Linked DNA regions of Homo sapiens: all the other regions are linked to region 1. A link is a loop called in an ENCODE intact Hi-C map of the cell type or tissue named here. Cell type or tissue: Caco-2. All regions are shown on one strand. Links, peaks and the distances in the headings refer to the core of each region. The heading gives the core; the rest is flanking DNA.

Region 1 (5,500 bases), core at 390-5,389:
TGCTCCGGGCTGGCTATTTCCTCCCTCCTCCGGGATGGGTGTAGCAGGGTGTGTACTCCGCATGGGGTAACCTCCTAGAGCCGGCTACGCCCCAGGCGCCTCCTTTCACGGCCTTGTCACTCTTTTCTGCTCCTTGGGCTGTTCTGGAACCGAAGAGAGAGGAGGGAAATGGCTAGGGGCGGCCATCATCCTCGGGATCAATAGCAGCCGAGAGTGACTGGGCAGGCTCTGTCCATGGGCCGAGCGTCATTCTGGAACCTGGAGGGGGCGGGGGCGGGGGAAGGAAGGGAAGTGGAAGTTTGAGAGGGGCACCTTCAGGCTCCCCAAACTGCATGGCAGCTGGAGAGAGCTGACAGAACCCTCTCCAACCCGGGTTCTGACCAGGGTCCCTCTGGGGCTGATCGTCAAGGAGCTTCTCAAGAAAAGAAACCTGGACTGTGAAAGTCACCTCCTAGGCCCTCTGGGGCCGTATCCGGGGGTGCCTGGGAGGAGGGTGGAAAGGATTCTGCAGTCACCGAGCTATGGGCGAAAATGATCCCCGCGGACCCTGGTCCAGAATGTACAGGTCCTGGGCGGTGTAAGTGGCTGTGGGTCTGTGGAGGACATTGGGTAGGAAAACGCTTGCGTAGTTGAGGATGCAGACAATAAATGTGGCCGGGAAGGTGAGGAGGGAAGGTTGGTGCTCTTCGCTGAACGGAACTGGCTTAAATGCAGAGCTGAGCTGAGCGGCTTCGGAGAAGGCGAATTTAGAAAGCCTGGTCAATTTTCTCTCCATGTCCCTGCGACCGATTATGTTTTAAAACAAAAGCTCAATGGAAACGAAAACAAAACAAAACCCACCATTTGTCTAATGTGCTGTCCCCGTGGAGGAGTTAAATCTGGACTCCAAACCTAGAATCTGGAGCCAAGAGGCGCACTTTGAGTTGCGCTCCTGGCCCCCCTTGCAGAGACGCCAGGGTTGGCTCCTGCGGACCTGTTTACTGAGCCATCTGGACACCAGGACGAGCGGAGCCTGACGCCCTAGAGCGAGCGTCCTGTCCTCATCCTCAACTCTCCTGCCTCGCTGGTCCGTCTGTGGGGAGGGGCCTTCTTTCCCCTATACCTAGGTCCCAAGGTTCTTACACCCCTAAATGGATGGAGCAACCTCCTCCTGCCCACCAGAGGGAGGTGACAGGCCCTGGGTTGGGGAAGGGCCGACAGCTAGGTCCAGCTGTCGTCCGGTAGGTCCCACTGACCGCCCCACACTCCACCGTGACCCCTCTGCTTTGCATGAGAAGGAGCCCAGCTGGGACGGGGGCGGAGGCAAGCCACCCGGGACTGGGGCCACTATAGATTCCAGAAAGGGGCGGTTGGGTCGAGGGCGCTGGCGGCGAGAACCGGGACAGCTGCGGGGAGGGGAGGAGTGTGAGGACAGCAGGGCTGGACTGGCCCCCTCCCCGCAGGCCTCACGCAGCGCAGCAGGCTGGGAGGCGCCTGGGGGTCCGGGTGGAAGAAGTGGGGACCCCATGCCACACGGCTTTTGGCGCTTGCGGGGGTGCCAGAAGCCTACCGAGTACCGGTCGTCTTCCGCCGGGAAGTGCCGGGTCCGCAGGAGGAGCGCGAAGCCGAGTCCGAGCCCGCGGAGCCCGCCCCCTAGATCGCAGAACCGCCTTCTCCATCCTCTGCCCTGCCCCGCGTCGGGGTCTGGGAGCGACCGGCGGAGGCCGGCGGCGCGCCGGAGCTGACTAGTCCCCTACGCTCCTCCGGCCCGCAGCGGGGAGCCCACATGTGTATGTGCAAGAAGGTGTGGAGAAGGCGTTAGGGTCCCGGCACCCACGGGTCAGGGCAGAACGCCAACGAGTCGCACTGCGGGTCTCCGCGGCTTCGGTTTCCATGACATGGTGACGCCGGCGGCAAGGCGGGGGGCTGCCTGTGGGCCTTGAGGTTGCTGGGCGGTGCGGGCGGAGTCAGCAAAGGGGCGTTGGCAAAGCCCTAAAACCCCACGGTTCCACGGAGCGCAAGCCAGATTCTCTGAAGCAGCTTCCCCGTTCGTCCGAAGAGGGTATTCCATCTGCACAGCGGGATTCCCTGCCAGCCCAGGTTCACTGCGACTCCGCTTCCCCGAGCATTTCCCCCGTTTCAGCTTCCGTCTGGTCTGCGCATCGCGAGTGGGGTCCAAAGGCCAATTCCACAATACCAGCCAGCTCCGGAGGGACGCCCACTATCACTGCCTTCCATGCTCGGGCCAAATGAGCCTTCCTAGCACCCCCTCCCCCGAAGCACAAAAACGGGGAGCAAAAGTGGGACCGCCCAGCCCAACCACCTTCAGACTCCACTTCAGGAGAAATCCTGGTTAAGCCCACCCAGAACAGGTGTGGTCGAAACGGAATTTAGGGTTTGACTTGAGTGCTCCGAAAAACTACAGTAACTCTTCCAGGCGAAGGCACTCTAGACCAGGATCTGTCCCCCACGTGTGGGAAAATAGGCCCCTGGGGGCGGCGGTCCCGAGTTCCTAGCCAGAGCGGGATTAGGGAGTTACGGGTTCCCTGAGGAGTGAACTATGGAGGGTGTGGTTTGCTGTTGTCTGGGGAAGCCGGTGCCAACCCGAAGCCTGGACAGGGGAGGACTGGAATCCCGGCACACGCTGCCCATGCACTGCACGCCCATCTACTGCAGCCTCTTCGTGGCGTCCCGGCACCCCCCCCTCCTCCTTCCCTCTTCCCAACGCCACGACCACCACCCCCAGCCGCCGCTGGAGCCCCCGGTTTCCCGCCTAGTCGTTTGTTTTTGTACGTAAAAGGTGTCTCCGGATCACAGTTTTCTCACAACTTTCTCGCCAGGGTTGCAACTCCTCACCCGAGGCGCTTCCCGGTCCACTCCTTCCCCCGCGCCGGCGCCGCGCCTCCGGTCTCCCCGCCCCCATCAGGAAACCGCCCGAATCAACTTTGCAAGAGTGCTCTGCGGGAGACAGACACTCAGCTCGCCCAGGACCCGGACCCTGTGGACTTTGGATGGATTGGGGGAGGGGGCACAGAAAGAGGGACGGGAGGAGGGAGATTCTGCTGCTAAGAGCCTCCTCCCCCTCCAAAGATGTGCGCTGCGCTTGGGACAAACTTCCAGCTCAAGAAAGTACGGGGGGACAATGGCAACAGCCGCTGAATTGCAAAGCCCAGCAGTGCAGGGGAGCCGCCTGGGATTCCGGACCCGGCTGCACCCCAACCTTCCACAAGGCTCGGTCTTGGACTACCCCCACTCTACAGCAGAACTCTGGCCTCCGCCTGCGCCTATTCCCGCTCTCTCTCTGTCCCTCCCATCGAAACCCACGCCTTACCGGAGCAGGAGGGGGCCCAGGCACGGTGCTGCCCGCCGTCCGCGCCGCGCGGGGCCGCGGGTGCCGCCGCCACTGATCCTCTAAACGCGGTCTCCCCGCACTCTCCCGGGCCGGGGGATGCAGAATGGTTTACAGAGGGACCGCGAGGCGCTGATTGGTCGCAGGCCGCAGTGACGTCAGCGGGCGCTGCATTAAGGCGAGGGGGCTTCCAGAGCTCAGCCAACAGCCAGGAGCAGTGACCAAGCCGCCGGAGCTGGGGAGAGACGCACCGGGGCGGCGACTGGGCCAGGAGACCAGGGACTGAGGGACGCGCCCGGGGAGGGCCAGCAACGAGCCGCGGCCCGGGCGGCGACAGCGGCGGTCCGCGCCGAGCCGTTCCAGCCGCCGGCCTACTGTAGCCGCTGCGCCAGGACATTTTTTTTTAAAGCTCTCCAAGCTGCCCCCCTCCTCCCCGACTCCTCCCGCTGCAAAAGAAAAACAAAAAAAAAAAAAGGAAGGAGGCTAGAAAGGAAACCCAGATTTGCCACCACAACGAAAAAAAGAAGGGGAAAAGGAAAAGGAGAGAAAGTCGAGCGACTGTGGGGTTAGACGGAGGCAGACAGAGCGTGGGCCGAGCGATGCGGGGCTGTGCGCCCAGGCGGCCGCGAGTTGTGACTGGAGCCACGATGCACGGCCAGGCGCGGTGAGAAGCCAGCCCGTAGTGCCTCCCGAAGGAGCCCGGGCGCAGGGAGGGTCGCCCTGAGGACACGGAGGCCGCCAGGCAGGCCAAGGGCCGAGGTGACTGGGCTGGGGCGGTAGGGAAGGAGCGAGTGCGCCTGGCTGCCTCCGCACGGAGTTGTCCCTCTCTGTTTTCGATTGACACAAACACTTCTCCAAAAGCGGGGAAACCTAAGCAACAACAGCAATCAACACCAAGATCTTCCTCCTACCCTCCCCTCTTTCCCTTCTCCCGCGGTCGGCCCTCGCCCCCTCCCCCAGGCCCAGCGCGGGCGCTCGGCGCGTCCAGACCCGCGGCGCGATGCCGGCAGTTTAGGATCCAAAGCTTCTCTGCTCCTTTTGTTCTTTCCTTCCCTTTTTTAAAAAAAGAGGGGGGAAATCCCAGTGGTGGGCAGCCTGGCACGCACACAGTCGCCCTCATACCCCGACAAAAGCAGATGCACTTTGACTTCTGACAGCTCTACCTCAAGCCCCGGAGAACTCAGCGGCGCTTTCCTCGCAACCCGAGCTCGGCGAGTCGTCGTCTTCTTCTTCTCCGTTTTTATTTATTTATTTCCGTTCCCGCCGCCGTTCTCGCTGACCTTCACTCCTCCGCGGGCTCTGAGCAGAAGGGTCGCATTCTCTCCCGCCTGAGACTTCTTTTCCTCGCCCCGGGAGCTCAGGCGGCGCCGCTCCAGCCCGGGGCCCCGGGACTCCCCGGCTGCACACTTCACTGAGACGCCCCCCCAGGCCCCGATCAGCCTCGTTTCCTCCACCCTACTTTGATTTCCTGGTGCGAGTTTTGGCTTGCACGGCCGAGTGTGTGTCCTCTTTTTGGAGAGACTGGGGAGCTCGTGCCGATTGTCTTCAGGAGTCATCCCCTGGGCTCTACTTTGCCCCTCTCTCTCTCTGGGCCTCATCAGACCAAACCAAAGACCATGGTTCACTGTGCCGGCTGCAAAAGGCCCATCCTGGACCGCTTTCTCTTGAACGTGCTGGACAGGGCCTGGCACGTCAAGTGCGTCCAGTGCTGTGAATGTAAATGCAACCTGACCGAGAAGTGCTTCTCCAGGGAAGGCAAACTCTACTGCAAGAACGACTTCTTCCGGTGAGTACTTTCCTCCCACGCCTCTGCTGCTACCTCCCCGCGGGCCCTTCCCGGCCAGCTTCGGATCAGAGGTTAGCGTGGCCTCGCTGCCCAGTTAGGAACTGCTTCTAGAGAGGGCAGCCAAGTCCCGCGGGCGCCCGCCTCTCCGCCAGCTGGCGCGCTGGGAGCCCGGGACGCGGCCCTGCTTGCATCCTGGAAACTATGGGTCTGGGTTTGGCTGCATGTGCCTGGGAAGAAAGGGTCTGAGCCTGACTCGGCCCAGAAGCCCCTTCAAGCTTGGAAGAGACAGGGCAGCCTCGGGCGTTGTAGCCCGGACTGCTGTCTTTCCCGGAGCCAAGCTCTGCAGCAACTGCATTCTCCAGGCCTTCGGGGTTGTTTGCCCTCCA
Region 2 (5,500 bases), core at 257-5,256, 110 kb after region 1:
TCCTCCCCTATAAGAAAGAAGAAATCAATACACATTTTCTCATACACACACTTGGCAGCACTCTGCCTTCTCTTCCACAGCTCGGTCCTACAGGGGGAAACACAACTGTACAGCCAGACAGACTCTTCAGGTTCAGGGGAAGAAATGCAAACTGCTCACTTTGCACTTAGCAGTCAGGCTTTTTAGAGCCAATCGTATAACTGGCTGAGGTAATCAAACTGCTGACCTCAGAGACTAGCTGGTGAAACGAGTGGGAGAGATGCCCTGTTGCAGGCCCCCTGTTGCAGGCCTGCTCAGTGCTGCTGGGGAAAGCTCACCTGGCAGGTGTTTAGGACAGATGCTCCTTTTGCTGAATTTCTGATTTGCAGAGGCAGGAAGGAAGTTCTTTGAAGGATACTATTAAAAACCAAAAAATTATGGACAGATTGAGAGCAGCCTTTTTTTTTTAATCAATTAATAGGCATACAGTCTGAACAAGAGCCCCATCTCAGACTGGATTTTATTTTTTCATCAGAAAATGTGGTATCGATATCTGTAATTTTGTCTTACAGCTCACTGCCATTAAACAGTTGTGTGGGATGTGAATAAAAAAGAATTTGCTGCCATTGTTAGGAGAAATGGTAGCTTGGGTGTCAGAAGAGCCTTGCAAGGCAGGAGATGAGTTTAGGGGGAGGGCAGGGGAGCGGGGACTCGGGCTCTGGGGTCCTTCACGCGGAGGAGACCATTAGACCATTAGAGTGTGTGTAGGATCACCAGGGGAGGGTGTCAAAAGAAGAGAGGAAGCCAAGAGCAGAACCTGGGAGAAGGAAGGCAGAGGAGAGCCAGGAGAACACATGCTCCTTGAACGCTCGGGGGGAGACTTCCGGGTAGGGCAGCTGGCCAGCAGCTGGAAGGGCTTGCTCCCCAGGCCCCAGCGGTTCCTCTGTGTCCCCTGACTCGCATTGCAGAGCTGGCACTTTGCATTTGCTCACTTACTAGTTACTTCTTGTGCGTTTTGATTGGTACCCGATTTCTAAGCAAAAGAAATCCTCCAACTTATTACCAGAAGTAATAGCAGAGTGCCTTGCCAAAACTCTATGGGTTGACATTGAATACCCTCACTAATTCCTGCGTGTTGAAGTTAAGCTAGAGCTGAGCGATGCATCCTGTGCTCCCCCAACACACACACACACACACACACACACACACACACACACACGCATGCACACACGCCCTGGGTTGTTGGGCAGCATCCTGATACGGATACAAATGTAACTGGAATGTCAGTCTCACCTTCTGTGCGGCTGGGGGAAGTGATTCACGTCTAAGCAGTGAAGCATCCCCTAGCTTTTAACAGGAGCTGTTAGAGGGGCTGCTGTTTGAACAAGGAGCTTCATCTTCCTGAAGCCAGCAGTCACAAAACCGTAAACACAACACTGGCCAACTCTATTGCGGGGACCGTGGTGGCTTGACGTTAATATTAAACATCTCCAGCAAGGCAGAGAGCTCTGCATCCCAGGTCCGGAATAAAAATAAATAAAAATAAAGAGAAACCCTGCTAAAAGCAGTGTGATGATTTGTCGTCTTTCCTTTGTGAGGCCATTTGTCTTCTCTCACATCAAATCTGTTATAAAACAGTCAAACTGTGAAAGTGGACATCATCCCGGGAATATGGAATATTAATGCGTGGAAGGAGCGGCGCCCCTTTTGTCTGAAGAGTGGCTCCTCCCCCACCCCTCTGCTTTTTTGCAAGTCCGCTAAGGTAAATTATTTTTCTTTAAAATCATGTGGAAGATTTGAAGCTAGTAGTAGGGATGGTGGAAGTTTTGAGTATTTTTCTTCCTTTGTTAAAGTGCAGGGGATTTGTGACTGGCTTGAGTAAGGAGGAAGCACAAGTGAGAAGAAAACCTGTCCACGTGCAGTCCCCTTCTCGCCCCCATCCCTCTCCCCTCTCCTCCCTGTTCCCCAGCCTCTCAGTTCCTTTGTTTGGGGCCTGAACCTGCTTCTTGGAACATTTATAAATCTTGAGTCTGTCTGATCTTTAGGGGACAGGCCAGAGGCCGTGTGTCACCATGTGTAATTTAGAGCTGTAGGGCTAAAAGCTTTTCCAGAGGTTTGAAGGACCTAGTTCTGACCTGACCAAAAGAACGAATTGGAACAGACCTTCTAGAGTCTCCTTCAAGCACTGGGGAGGATGGTGATGAGAGCAGACACACGGGGTAATTTATGGGCTCCGCTGACTGGTGGCTGGGTCCACTTGGAAACGAGTCGTGTACTGCCACCTTGTGGCAGATTCGGGCGGCTGCGGTTTTGTTGTTTTGGAACCTTGTGAAGAGTTTCAGCTAGTGTCGGATTGGACATGATTTGCCTTGTATCTAGATTTAGGTAATTAGTGATAGATAAGGGGTGTCTCTGAGTCATTCTTATTTTGCTAAGTTGATCCTGTTAAGAAATAAGTCTTAGCTGAAAGAAGACTGCTTTCTTTCCCCTTTACCTCCTTTCTTCTGCTTTGTGGTTTTTTTATGGGGGTTTTTGTTGTTGTTCAGTTTTGGTTTGTTTTTTGGTATGGAATTATGATGAGATTTCAGGAGAGAAGCCTGTGATCCTCCTTGGGTTGTTGGGGGATGTTAAGAGGAGAGTGAGGGAGAGTAAGTACCGACTTTTTGGCCGTATTCAGAAATCCTAAGTTTTCTACTATAGTGATTTTTGTGTCATTCTGACTAAATACTAACTCCTTATCAGCACTGTGTCTTTTTACTTGGATTACTTTCCCAGCAATCCAGCCTTCTTGGGGAGCTAAGTTTTTCTTTTCTTTTTTTTTTTTTTTTTTTTTTTTTTAGATGGAGTCTCACTCTTTTGCCCAGGCTGGAGTGCAATGGCACAATCTCGGCTCACTGCAACCTCCGCCTCCCAGGTTCAAGTGATTTTCCCGGCTCAGCCTCCCAAGTACCTGGGATTACAGGCACACACCACCACGCCCAGCTATTTTTTGTATTTTTAGTAGAGACGAGGTTTCTCCATGTTGGCCATGCTGGTCTCAAACCCCTAACCTCAGGTGATCCGCCCACCTTGGCCTCCCAAAGTTCTGGGATTACAGGTGTGAGCCACTGCGCCCAGCCTTGAGGAGCTAAGTTCTAATGCATGTCACCTGTGTCTGAGCCCATTCCCGTGACATACATAGGGCTGCCCCTACCACACAGCCCCAAAGAGCACAGGGCGATTGCCTGCCATTTGGATCAGTATGTTTCTCCTTTTAGGTCATAGAGACACTTCTCAAATATCTTTCTCTCATTTGTAAAGTCACTGATACCGAGTAGGATGAATTTGGGTCGGGGAAAGCAAAGGAATGATGAAAGGAGGGTGCCATTTAGTCCCTCGTGTTGGTTGGGAGCAACTGTAATGCATGCACACAGGTCCTCAGCATGTTGCTCTGTCTCATTCCATTTCTCATGATCATAGATGACGATGCCATTTATGCAATGCGGACTTTGCTTAGTGCTGTAAAAACAGTATGTTTAAGGAAGATATTGTCACCATCTTACTGATGAGGAAGCTAAGATTCAGGGGGCTAAGTAATTTACCTAAGGTCCTAGACCCAGTAAGGACCTGAGCCAGTCAGAACCAACTCTGACAGCACCTTCCAGCCCCTCTGCATTTGTGATACCATGCTCTATGCCATATAAAAGCATTCGCCTTGTTCTATTTAACTATTCAAGATTTCTATTAAGCTGGTTTCTCTAAGTATATAAGAAAAGAAAGCTGCTGTCCAAGCCGGGCGCGGTGGCTCACGCCTGTAATCCCAGCACTTTGGGAGGCCGAGGCGGGCAGATCACGAGGTCAGGAGATCGAGACCATCCTGGCTAACACAGTGAAACCCTGTGTGTACTAAAAATACAAAAAAAAGTTAGCCAGGCGTGGTGGCGGGCACCTGTAGTCCCAGGTACTCGGGAAGCTGAGGCAGGAGAATGGCGTGAACCTGGGAGGCGGAGCTTGCAGCAAGCCGAGATGGCGCCACTGCACTCCAGCCTGGGTGACAGAGCGAGACTCCGTCTCAAAAAAAAAAAAAAAAAGGGAAAGCTGCTGTCCTGTGGTCTGTAGACATTTTTAAGAGGAAAATGGAGGAGTGAGTAGCCTTTGCCCTTTGGCCTACTTTGGTTTCTGGCAATCAGAATGGAGGCACGTGCTTTATTGGAGAAGGATCCCTTTGTTTGGTGCCGTTAGCATGTGCCAAGTGATAATTGGCAAGACATCTTTTTCCGCAGACATTTGGGAGGCCCTGGGCATACTGATAGATAGAACAGAAGAGAGTGGAGGCCTTGGGAAGACAGAGAGAGAAGTATGTGTTCAGAGTGCAGGAGAGATGGAGTCCTGCTCCACCTGCTTTGGGCTCACGAGGGCTGCGGGTTCTGGAGACCTTGCTTTTGGAGCTTTGGCAAATGGAGGGCTCATAGGAGTGCAGTCAGGATGGCAAGCAGACTCGGTCACAGGAGGAATGGAGGCAACTGAGGCCGCTGAACCCGGAAAAGAACAGATTTAGTTAGAAGAAGACATCAAATAGTTGAAGTGCTGCCACAGGGAATAGTAGTCAGCCTTACTTCTCTCTGGCTTTAGAGGGACAAGAGCCCATGGCTGTAAGTCCTAAAATGACAGAATTGGGTTCAGCAGGAGGAAGAATGTTTGTGTGTCTCCCCAAATGGAGTGGTTTGTCTGAGACACACTTACTGCATGTATTCACCTTCCCGATCTAGCTTCTGCTGTGCCTTTCATGTCTTTGTGAACCTCCACAAAATCTAACAAAGTTCAAATAAGCATTCAAATATTTTTAATTAATTGATTATACCTGTAGTATGTTAGGTTTTGAGGCCAGGAATCATATACATCTAGTACATGTTTAAGCTTCCACCACACTAAGCAAATTGTTTTCAAAGACAAACGTGAAAAAAGGCAGCATCAGTACATCACCAATAATTTTAAAAGCACACATCTGTCATTGGTGACCGCGCTGGTCTGTGCAGAGCAGGCGTGTGTGTGAATCTCTGTGCTGACTGACCATATCTGGGCAGACTCTACTTGTAGGGTTTCAGATCGGATCCAGACCCTGCTAGCCGTGAGTGCTGCTATGATTGGAACCCTTTGTCCGACTTGCCTGCCGTGTGCTTTCTTCTTTTCCCTTGATTCTGCAATGTATGTATGGGATTGAGTTAAGGCAGAAGCAAATGCTACAGCACTTTTGTGTGCAGTGTGGGAGAGGTAGAGGATTAGAAAGGAAGGAAGGGCCATGACATTCTGGGATGTGTCTTATGTATTTAGGGAGACCCCCCACTCCTAAGAAGCAACAAATGAACAATTTTTAATTAGTCAAAGGCAAATTATGTGTATCATTTTATGTATTTATTTATTTTTAATAGAGACAGGGTCTCACTGTGTTGCTCAGGCTGGTCTCAAACTCCTGGGCTCAAGTGGTCTTCCCACCTCAACCTCCCAAAGTGCTGGGATTACATGAGCCACCATACCTGGCCTA
Region 3 (5,500 bases), core at 351-5,350, 310 kb before region 1:
TTTTCAGTAGAGATGGGTTTCACCATGTTGACAGGCTGATCTCGAACTCCTGACCTCAAGTGATCCGCCTGCCTCAGCCTCCCAAAGTGCTGGGATTAGAGGTGTGAGCTACTGCACCCAACTGAGTTGGCTCATTTTACAGATGGGGAAGCACACCTTGATCATGGCTCTGTCTTTCAGAGACTGGAAAGTCACAGGTGCAGAATGCTCTGGACAGACTAAGGCTTAGAGCAAATTTGCTGAGGGTGACGTGGCCTGTAAGGGGAAGGGTTGACACTCGAACCCAGGCCTTTCTGACTGCCGGGTGAGTGTGTTTTTCTCCACATCAGTTTTTCTGATTATTCAAGATGTAGGTTTAATTCTGTCATTGTCACAGCCCTGACTCTGAGGCAAATGTAAATGGTGCCCCAGGCCTCAGACCCCAGCCCCCAAATCCCCACATGCTGCGCATCTGCGGACAGTCTGAGCCACAGCTTTCTGTGAAATGGTCAGGTGATGCGTAGCCTCTTCCTCACAGGGTTATTGTAGGACAGAATGAGATGATGCCCGCAGAGACCCCTGTGCTCCAGGATGGACCCCCTGCGAACCTGGGCTGGGACATTTCCCCAGGGGCTCTTAGTCTGTCTCTTGGGGGCTGGGACGGGGAATGCAAACACCTGCAGGTCTCCTTCAGCCCCTTTTGGGGGAAAGAAAAGAGACCTGGGGTCTCCTTCCTCAGGATTCTCCAGCCCTTGCAGCTGCTGGAAGTGAGCGGGCTCCGTCACCATGGCAACGTGGCCCAGCCGCCTGCAGGGCCAGTCCTGTGCCAGCCGCCGTTGACCTCACTTAGGATGATTACCTTTCGGCAAATAAAATAATTGTGTTAATAAAGAGGCTGTTCGCCTCTCATTCCCCATCCCGCTTTGCCTGTTTCCCATCCCTATCCGGTGGAAAGAGGATTCTCTCCACCTGGTTACCCCTGGCCTGTGGGATGCCTTACTCTTAAATTGTTGACGAGACCCTGACTGGGTTATAATCTTGGCCAATATTAATCGTGTCCCACCATTCCCTTCTTGCCTTCTGCCTCCTTGCCCTGGTGTCTCTTTTGAAGTTGTACAATTGAGATTATACTACTCATCCTGTCTTCTTTGGACACTGTTTTTTTTTTTTTTTTTTTTTTTTGAGACCAGCTTGGTCACTGAAGCTGGAGTGCAGTGGTGCAATCTTGGCTCACACAACCTGCGCCTCCTGGATTCAAGCAATTCTCCTGCCTCAGCCTCCCGAGTAGCTGGGATTACAGGCACACGCCACCACGCCCAGCTGATTTTTTTGTATTTTTAGTAGAGATAGGGTATCGCCATGTTGGCCAGGCTGGTCTTGAAATCCTGACCTCAAGTGATCTGCCCACCTCAGCCTCTCAAAGTGTTGGGATTACAGGTGTGAGCCACTGCGCCCAGCCTGGACATATTTTTGAACATCAACAGGGCCTCCCTAGCTGTTATAGTAATAAGTTCTATTTTTTGAGGGCCTACTGTGTTTTATACTCTTTATGAATGCCTTTGCAAATGCCCTCTCTCTAATCCCTTTAACAATTGTGCAAGTCAGGAGCTTCAATACCATTTTACTGAGAGAGAAAATGTGTATGTATATATTTTGAGTCTGGGTCCCCCTATGTTGCTCAGGCTGGTCTCAAACTCCTGGCCTCAAGCAATCCTCTGGCCTTGGCCTCTCAAAGTGCTAGGATTATAGGCACGAGCCACTGCACCTGGCCAAAATGTATGTTTTGGCAGGGCTAGAAACATGTGTTGGTTCAGCTCCTGGATTGCAGAACAGGCTTCTCTAACTGTGCCTGGGAACATTCAGTTCAGCTGCAGGCAGATACACACTTGCCATGGGCTCAAAACTGGGCTGGGCTTCCGGAGGGGAAGAAGAGAGAAACAGAGACCCTAGGAAGCTCCGAGTCATGGATCAGGTGGGTGGGAGTAGATGGATATAACCATGGAAAATGGACATGCAGGATGCAGTGTGAGATGCAAGGTGCAGTGTGGCCAGTGCTCCGAGACCAAGAGAATGATGGAGACCCTGTGCCAGGTGCTGCAGAAGCGGACCCCCAGAGAGACACTGACTCAGCGATGGAGGCCCTGAGAGAGATGAGGAGGATGAGACTGGCAGTTACTGAGCCTCTGATAAGCAGCTGACACTTTGCTGAGTGCTTCAAACTTGTTATTTCACACAATGCTCATCACAACCCCATTTTACAGATGGGGAAAGTAAGGCTTAGAAATTTCAAGTGAATTTCTCAAGGTTACACAGCTCATGTAGAGCCAGGATTCAAACCCAGATCAGCCTGACCTCCCTGCCTGGACTTAGTGGTCTTTTGACTCCATCAGGCTGATCAAGGATGGAGAGAGAGAGAGAGGAGAGTGAGTGAGAGAGAGAAAGAGAGAGAGAGAGACCCATGAAACAGATTGAGCAAGGCATGGAGTGCAGGCTTCATGCACACGGTGGGGCCTCTTCTGGGTCTGACAATGCCTTAGCCCCTGTTCTTTGAGGCTCTTGTTTAAGATTTGCCAAAAAGAGGTCACCCAAATTATGGCCGATTTAGAAAGTTTACTTTTCACCAGTGCACACAAAATAGTGCAAAGAGATTAGGCTCTTCGAAAGGTCATTTTAAGCCTTTCAAATAGTGACAGGGCCCTGCAGGCAGTGTCATCCTACATTCTCACACTGCAAGGGGACTGCCCTCGCTGGATTCTAGGGTCTCTCCCATGACTGGAGGAAAAGTGTCATCTGGACACTATGTCAGAAGTCTAGATTTGGCGCCCTCTGTGAGTCTGAGGGCGTCTCCCCTTCTGCACCCGGCCACCCCCATGAGAGGTCCTGCCAAGTGGGTGAGCTGCGGCGGCAGGCAGGGGTGCAGTGCCCATCATTCACACTAGATGGCGCTCTGACATTGGACAATCCTCTGAGCATGTGGCTGCCTAGTGGCCAGAGGGCAGGGCTGGATGGCTTTGAGGGGAGGCTGGTCTCACTGGACCTGACACCCCGACCTAGGGTAGGCCAAGGGGCGCCGGAGATGTCAGAAGCCAGGCTGGGGACCAGGAACTCTGCTCCTCCACCCGTGACTCCTGGTCATTCTTGGGTCGGGGCTGAAAGCGGGGCAGTGGGAGGAGCAGAGGGACCAGAGGGCAGCTGGAGGGGAGGGATGGGGTGGGGGGGGGCACATCAGCAGGCCCTGGTGGGGCAGCCCGGCACCCCTCAGCCAGTTAAGGGCCTGGGGAAGGTTGTCCTCTCATTGACCACTAAAGCCTAGGGCTGTAGACCTGGGGTCTCCCAGGAGTGGTTTGGCCATCTGCCTTGCCCTTGGACAAGGGGGCTGGGTAAGAGGCATGGGGGCTTGTTTACAATGCCTGCAGCTGGTAGGAAAGGAAGCCTTGGCAGATGTGACTGAAGGATCAGCTTTGCTTGGAGAGCAAGACCCAGGCACAGGACCTAAAGGCCTCAGGTTTGTGTCCCTGTTTAGGCATGTGACCTTGGGCAAGCCACTAAGACCTCTGCTTCCTAATCGTTTCTGCTTTCAGAGTTGGGAACCTTGAATGAGATCATGCACACAAAGGCACTCAGCACACCAAATGCAGGGCATCCCTCCTGTCCTGCCAGTTTGCGGAAGTGGCATCTTGCATTATTTCCCTGCCTGCAGGCCCAGTAAACACTCAGTGCTGTTGAGTGATTGGTGCCTGGGGGTGGAGGCAGCTGGAATTGGCAGTGTTCCAAAAGGGGCCTCCAAACCTTGTACTTGGGGGAGTATCCTTGAGAGACCCCGTCCTCAGATGTCCACATTTTCCCTGTTTGGAAATGCATGCCTTGGAGCTGGGCCTGACTGCTCCGCTTGCCCGCTCTTTGTCTCGTCCGTTGTCTGGGGCTCTGCGGGATCTAGAGAGAAAGAAAGGAAATCCCCAGCACTTGCTTGTGGGACAAGAAAGCAGAGGGGTGGGCTTTTCAGGGGACCTCTTCTCCAGCAGTCTGCTTGCCTACTTCCCTCACATCTGGTGCCAGGGGCGGAAACTGAGGCAAGGGAGAACCTTAAGGACAAACTACAAATCCCTGAATGCTAATAGGGATAGGAGAGTGAGGTGGTGAATTGACTTCCCGGTCCCATTGCAGGGACTGAGGGGGTCTGTAACCCTCGACTCCTGGGGGAGAGGTCTCGAATGGTTCGCTAGAGACATTCGAGGAGTTAGGAGATGGGCAGGGAAAGGTCTGGGAGGAGGAAGTTGAGGGTAAGGGCATTGGGGGCAGATTTATTTGGTTAACAAATGTTCCACAAACGCTCAGTGAGAACCTCATGTGGGCTAGGCACTGGTCTAGGTGCTGGGACTCGGGGGCCCAGGTGAATAAGCTTCCCGTCCTGGGCGAGTTTCCTGGAGTAAAAATCAGGCTGGCTGGGGCTTAACTCTATGTGGCTGCCCCATATCATCTAACACCTCTAAGTCCCAGTTTCATCATCTGTAAGATGGGAATAATAACAATGTCTCCCCCACGGGATGACCATGAATGTTAGATGCATGGAAGGTGCTTAGCACCCAGCTCCTGCATTTAACAAACGTGAACGGAGGTGGAGTTTGTCAGTATTATTGTGATCAAAGCTCTGGAGACTGTGACCTTGAGCAGATTGCTCACCCTCTTTGAACCTTGGGTTCCTTATCTGAGAAATGGGTTCATGACATCTGCCCTGCCTGTTACCACGGGACCCTGTTGTTAAACCAACTGAGATAATGCATGGGAGCACAGGGGATCTGTAAACTACATCACACACAGAGGGGAATGGTCCATTTAAATGATTTGGGGTACACATGTGTGCATGTATTTGTGCACATGTGTGCATGTGTGCACCACTATCAGAGACCCCAGCATTTGTGCTCCATCTTTCCTGCGGGTTTGTGTCCCTGTTTAGGCATGTGACCTTGGGCAAGTCACTAAGACCTCTGCTTCCTTTTGTGAAAGGGGCTAATCATGTCTGCTTTCAGAGTTGGGAACCTTGAATGAGATCACACACACAAAGGCACTCAGCACACCAAACGCGGGGCATCCCTCCTGTCCTGCCAGTTTGCAGGCCGTCTGAGCTCAGGTAAGCTGTCAGATGGATGGATATATGGTATCCTGGCAGTTCATGTTAGGAGTCTGTCCCTGGAGCCCTGGGGCTGGAACTGAGGTGCTGGCAGAGGTGTGGAGATGAGGGCCAGGCTGAGAGTTGCAGCATTTCTCCAAAGACCTTAGGGAAGTGAAGAAATAAATCTTTCTCAGAGATGGAGATGGGATCAACCCTTCCCCCTACCTCAACTCTGGGCTGGGCAAGGTTGTCTGCAGAGGTTGGGGGTCCTTGCTCCCCTCTTCCAACATCCTCTTCTCCATGCACCTCTCCACAACTGACCCCTTTCCTGTTAGTCTTAATTCCTGCTGCCAAGCTACAGAACAACCCAGGGAAAAATAACCACACCTGGGTAATTTTTGTGTTTTTAGT

The links. A loop is a pair of places that touch in the nucleus more often than their neighbours do. Peaks named below come from ENCODE experiments on the same cell type or tissue, not always from the same donor. Only the 100,000 strongest peaks of a DNase experiment are listed, where the experiment ranks them.
Region 2: it touches region 1 in a loop (3-fold over the local background); 12 of 110 quality-filtered maps call a loop at or near these places.
Region 3: a loop joins it to region 1, with 5 times the contacts of the local background. A loop is called at or near these places in 7 of 110 quality-filtered maps.

Annotation. Positions count from the first base shown.
Region 1 is chr17:36,933,254-36,938,753 of GRCh38, forward strand. It overlaps LHX1 (LIM homeobox 1), which reads left to right and starts at 4,222. Exons shown (of 5, transcript NM_005568.5): 1 at 4,222-5,114. The coding sequence starts at 4,945. It overlaps LHX1-DT (LHX1 divergent transcript), which reads right to left and starts at 3,408. Exons shown (of 3, transcript NR_135671.1): 1 at 3,311-3,408. RefSeq lists enhancers at 1-527, 2,356-3,270, 3,529-4,372, 5,215-5,500. In Caco-2, for the core only: no CTCF peak of the experiment used is centred there; DNase peaks (open chromatin) are centred at 1,678, 2,930 and 5,108; H3K4me3 peaks cover 3,845 bases; H3K27me3 peaks cover 1,739 bases.
Region 2 is chr17:37,045,573-37,051,072 of GRCh38, forward strand. All of the region lies in intron 11 of AATF (apoptosis antagonizing transcription factor), which reads left to right. LOC105371753 (a long non-coding RNA gene) reads right to left here. Exons shown (of 3, transcript XR_934717.4): 2 at 318-396; 3 at 1-7. Among named protein-coding and RNA genes, the nearest start is that of MIR2909, 15 kb to the left of the region's middle. RefSeq lists an enhancer at 2,526-3,026. In Caco-2, for the core only: CTCF peaks have their summits at 2,238 (motif pointing left) and 2,437; a DNase peak (open chromatin) is centred at 2,249.
Region 3 is chr17:36,626,538-36,632,037 of GRCh38, forward strand. It overlaps a transcript of MRM1 not described here. Among named protein-coding and RNA genes, the nearest start is that of MRM1, 28 kb to the left of the region's middle. RefSeq lists an enhancer at 267-767. In Caco-2, for the core only: a CTCF peak has its summit at 2,931 (motif pointing right); a DNase peak (open chromatin) is centred at 2,944.